Linked DNA regions of Mus musculus: region 2 is linked to region 1. Evidence: chromatin loops called from intact Hi-C (ENCODE). Cell type or tissue: gastrocnemius. All regions are shown on one strand.

The links. Peaks named below come from ENCODE experiments on the same cell type or tissue, not always from the same donor. Only the 100,000 strongest peaks of a DNase experiment are listed, where the experiment ranks them.
Region 2: it touches region 1 in a loop (2.9-fold over the local background); 2 of 42 quality-filtered maps call a loop at or near these places.

Annotation. Positions count from the first base shown.
Region 1 is chr1:178,462,903-178,465,402 of GRCm38, forward strand. All of the region lies in intron 3 of Efcab2 (EF-hand calcium binding domain 2), which reads left to right. Among named protein-coding and RNA genes, the nearest start is that of Gm31289, 40 kb to the right of the region's middle. In gastrocnemius, a CTCF peak has its summit at 1,009 (motif pointing left); a DNase peak (open chromatin) is centred at 1,028.
Region 2 is chr1:177,981,550-177,984,049 of GRCm38, forward strand. It overlaps a transcript of Catspere2 not described here. Among named protein-coding and RNA genes, the nearest start is that of Catspere2, 8.6 kb to the right of the region's middle. In gastrocnemius, a CTCF peak has its summit at 1,560; DNase peaks (open chromatin) are centred at 1,759 and 2,119; H3K4me3 peaks cover 1,302 bases; H3K27ac peaks cover 1,264 bases.

The sequences.
Region 1 (2,500 bases):
AACTCTACCGAACTGGACTGCCGATGTATCCCTGAGGTGTTTGCGAGTGGATCAAGCTGCCACTGCTAACTTGTGAACTGAACTGATTTCCAGACAACACAGATGGAAGTTGCTCCAAAGAACCTTTCTAAATAGGTCTATTTTCCCTGTATCCTTTCTTTCCCACTACCTCTGGTGGGTGGTGGGCTAAAATGGAAGTTAAAGCATTTAAAGTAGGTGCTTCAGGGCTGGAGAGATGGCTCAGTGATTAAGAGCACTGACTTCTCTTCCAGAGGTCCTGCGTTCAATTCCCAGCAACCACATAGTGGCTCATAACCATCTCTAAATGGGATCCAATGCCCTCTTCTGGTGTGTCTGAAGACAGCTACAGTGTACTCATATAAATAAAAATAAATAAATCTTTTTTTTTTAAAACTAGGCACTTCAAAAAATTAAAGTTACACTTCCCTGACAAGGAGAGCATCTTGGAGCTGAGCGCTGCTTAGGCTGTTTTCAGCAGCATGTCCCTGATGTCCCTGATGCCCTGAGTGGACAGTATGTTGTTCCTCTACCATCTTCCAAGGGACATAATCTGGCTCATGCATATCTGTCCCAGTCAGTCCATGCTAAGGAGAAAATGGACCTTTCTGTTTCATGTGCTGTTTAGTTATCAGTTATTTATTCCAGGTCCCTGAGAACCACCCTGGTAGCAAGTCTTTCCCACTTGGGTTCCTTGCCAGAGGGGAGGGCCCTGTGTCATGGGAAGCACCTGAGGCAATATTACTTCCCCAGTCTTGTATTTTAGCCCTCTGTTCACCATGACACTTGCCTCCTAGTCACACTAGCTGGTTTCATTTCTCCCTTCAGCATGCACTTACTTTCTTCCCCTGCTAGGCCCAGTGCCTCCCCAGCTGGGTTATGCTGGAGTTTAACTCAATTTCTCAGTCTACCTTGTAGGAGAGATGTGGCAGTTCCCAAGGGGTGCCTGTTGCCCAGGGTGAGTCTTCTGCAGCACGACAGTGCCACCTACTGTTAGAAAGGGATGGGTGCACGCCTAGAGCCTCCAGAGAATTTGCCTAGTCAGCATCATGAAAGGGGCCTGCAGCTTGGTTTCTCTAACATGGCCACATGCCAGGCCTTTGCAGCCAGGACTCTGGCCATAAGAACCTGTTTTGCCAGATGATGTAAATGCCTCTTTAACTGTTGCATTTTCTATTTCAGGGATGCTAAACTGGAGTGCATGTGCCTTTCCACAGCCTGGTTTTGTTGTTGTTGTTGTTGTTTGTTGTTTGTTGTTTGTTTTTGAAGCCTTGGCTAAGGATGGTCTATAAGTTACTTTTCTTCTTGTCGTGACAAAATACCTAACAATAACAGCCTGAGGAAGGACAGGCTCATTTGGTGCACAGTTGGAGTCCATCGTGGAAGGGGATGAAGGTGGCAGGAACATGTGACAGCTGGTCACATTACCCCCAGCCTCCTTGTCCCTTTGATGCCGCCCACCCTTAGGGTGGGTCTTCCTTCTTTGATTAACCCTTTCTGGAAGCACTCTGATAGACACACCCACAGGGGCGTTTCCAAGATGATTTCTAATATTTGGTTATGAGCTGTTAACTGCTGAACTATCACCTGTCTTCCAGTGTGATTCTTAATACAAGCAAGTTGACTTTGATGATTAAGCATCAGTGATGGTTTAATGTTTTTAAAATGTCCTAAAAAATAAAGATATGCATCAAAAATTTTGTATATCCAACAGTACTAAGTTATTTATTACCCCTCTTCATGGAATTATACCACTTCTGTTTAATTGATGTATGACAGAGTCTGCCTTTTACTCTAAGAGGCAAGTGCTTCTTTATAGGCTGCCAGGGAGCCATGTGGCCTTAACATCTAGCAACTGCTTAACAAAACCCCAGTTTCTCCTTCTCCCACAGGCCTCAGTACCACTTGTAAATGCTGCTGCTTTATAACATTGTTCTTCCCTTCTTGTCAGGATGCTGACATGTCGGTTCCTGCAAGAATGATCCTCTCTATAGCATGTTCTCAGTTACCTCTCATAAAAATTTTATCACTGGACTTCCAGAGACAGATAATCTGTGTCCACAGCACTACATCCCACTTTGGCCTATAAAGCAACGAGTCAGCCTTACTTAGAAGGCCATCTCACTGCCCGTATCCTTTATGTCCCTTTGGATGTCATGTGTGGTCCTGTGGATACTCTAAGAAGCTAACACTAAGCTATAGACATTCAAGAGACTTGGTGGGACTGCCAGAGCCAGAGGAGGTGGGAGAATGTCAGCATGCAGTAGAGCTTGTCTGGTGATATTTCTTAGAAACAGAGGTTAAATAGAAAAACATTTTCACAGGAGCCATTTGTGGTGGTTTGAATGAGAATGGCCCAATAGGCTCATTTATTTGAATGTCTGGTTCTCAGTTGATAGACTATTTAGGAAGGTTAGGAGGTATGTCCTTGTTGGAGAAGGTATGTCATAGGGGCATGGAGGTGAGTTTTGAAACCTGTGCT
Region 2 (2,500 bases), 480 kb before region 1:
GATATATTATGAATAGCATACTATCTACCCAAATGTGTGAAAAATCTAGGACCTATTTTTGAGAGTGTACCCAACAGAAAGAAACTCAAGCAATTTTTATTTTTTTAAAGAGTTATTTACTTTATTTATCTGAGTACATTGTAGCTGTCTTCAGACATACCAGAAGAGGGCATCTGATCCCAAATATAGATGGTTGTTACCCACCATGTGGTTGCTGGGACTTGAACTCAGGACCTCTGGAAGAGCAGCCAGTGCTCTTAACCACTGAGCCATCTCTCCAGCTCTCAAGCAATCTTTTAAGAGACTTATGTACATATTCATGTCGTTCCTTGGCTCAAACCCTACCAACTCTTCATTTAAAATCCAACCTCAGAGTTTGGAGAGATGGCTTGCCCACTAAAAGCACTTGTTGCTCTGCAGAGGATCTCAGTTTGGTTCCCAACACTCAGGTCAAGCAACTTACAGCAGCCTATAACTTCGGTTGCAGAGCATTCCTGCCCTCTGTCCTCTTTGGTCACCTGCACCCCTCGATGTCTTTGTCTCTGTCTCTGTCTTTCTCTCTCTGACTCTCTCTTCCACTCTTTCACACACAGAGACACACAAACACACACACAATTGATAAATCTAAAATGTAAAATAGATATTCAATCTTAGTTAACTGAAAACTCAGGATGTCTTCTGACCAGTTAACTGTCTGTCCACAGATCACCTCTTTGCTCATTATGTTCTAGCCACAGAGAACTTTTATTTTGTTCCTTAAATACAGAAAACATGTCTTATGTCTATGTACTTATGTCTCCTCTAATTGGAATTCTTGGCTTTCTTATTTTTGACTAGCTTTCTGTCATTCAGATTCTAGCTTAAAACTAGTCATTGCCCACACATCCTAAGATAACTCTAAATTATCTCAATTTTTCTACAAAATACTCATTGCTGGAATTTTGTTTGTCTCCCGTGTCTGTTCAGTTGCTGAATTCCCAGGTCTACCATATTACATGGCATACACTAGGAACACAAAATATATTTGTTGAATGGGTGCGCAAACACTGTGTCCTAGGACTGAGCTAATCTATGAGTTGCTACACTCTTCCAACCAGCGCAGGATACTCTCACTAAATGTGAATTCTGTTTTGAGGGTTAACTGAGACTTTCTTACATCCCACTTTTACAAGGGTAACCTTCCTCCATTTATTGCCTCACTTCTTTATTTTCAAAAATTAAAAAAGAAAAAAAGCAGAAGGGCTTTGGAAAACTTAGTCATCACTTCTTCACATTACGTTGTATTCACATCTCACGCTACAAACTCCAAAAACAGCACTGAAAACTAAAAGGCAAATGGAGTCTCTGCTAACCAAGGACTAACAGCGAAGGTTCCCTGGACAAACTCTATGTACTTTTGTCTTTTAATGGCACACAAGCCAGCATGCTGAGGCTGAGACTCATACACTACGCAGTGGTAGAGGAGTTTGACCCTGACCCTATTTTCCAACAGGCTTATAAAGGCAAAATCCACAACCTAGAGGGAGGTTGACATCCCCTGCATGACATCCTGGGAACTGTAGTCTCCCAGGGAGACGTGAGTGCCTACAATATCCTGGTGCATGCTGGGACATGTAGTCAGACTGCTTACACGCCCAATAGGAATCGCGGGTTTCCGCTCTCCTTTCTGGGAACGGTAGTCTTTCTGCGACCTCGAGCCACCAGGGTGAAGAGGCATCCGGCCTGTCGCCATTTTAGGTCTCCAGCTGCAGAGCCTGAGAACCTCAAGACGCAGGCGGGCTCATCCCTGGATCCTGCCCGGCCCCGCCTCCAGGGTGCCTAAAGCCCGCCCCTCGCCCAGGCCCCGCCTTCCCCCACGTGTCTGCGGCCGAGGGGAGGCGCCTGAGCTGGAGCTGCCTCTCCACCTGTCTAGCCGGGTCCTCATACAGGTTCCTGACAGCGTCTCCCGGGAGCGGTCCCGGCTGCCGGATGCTTCCGCCCCGGCTGCGGTGGGCCGGGCTGGACGCTTAGTGCCCGGCTCGAGCCCTGCCTGAGGCGCCCGCGGGGGTGGCAGCGTCTCCGCCCCGCGGAGACCGAGCGGCTGGAGAACGAGGCGGCGGCCGTGGGGAGAAGGATGGGGGCTAACCAGTTAGTGGTGCTCAACGTCTACGACGTGGTGAGTGAGGCACCTGGCGGCCCGCGCCGGCCGGCCCTGTCAGGGGTCGGGACCCCGGCCCGGTGCTTCCTGCCTCGCGCCTCCGCCTCCAGCTTAGTTCTCAGGGGTGGGGGGAGGGGACAGTCGCGCTGTCTTCTAATCCCGAGACTGGCCCGCGCGCCTCCTGGAGGTGTCCCAGTCAGTCCGAAAGAGGGCTTGGGCTCGAGCCTCGTCCCAGCCCTCAGCTCCCCTGGCTGTGGGCCCGACCCCTGGGCGGATGAGCCGTGTCCTATCCGCGAAGCTTCGGTCGCAGGGCGACCTCCCTCCCAACTGCCACCTGGCCTCTAAGCTGCTCAGCTCCCCTCT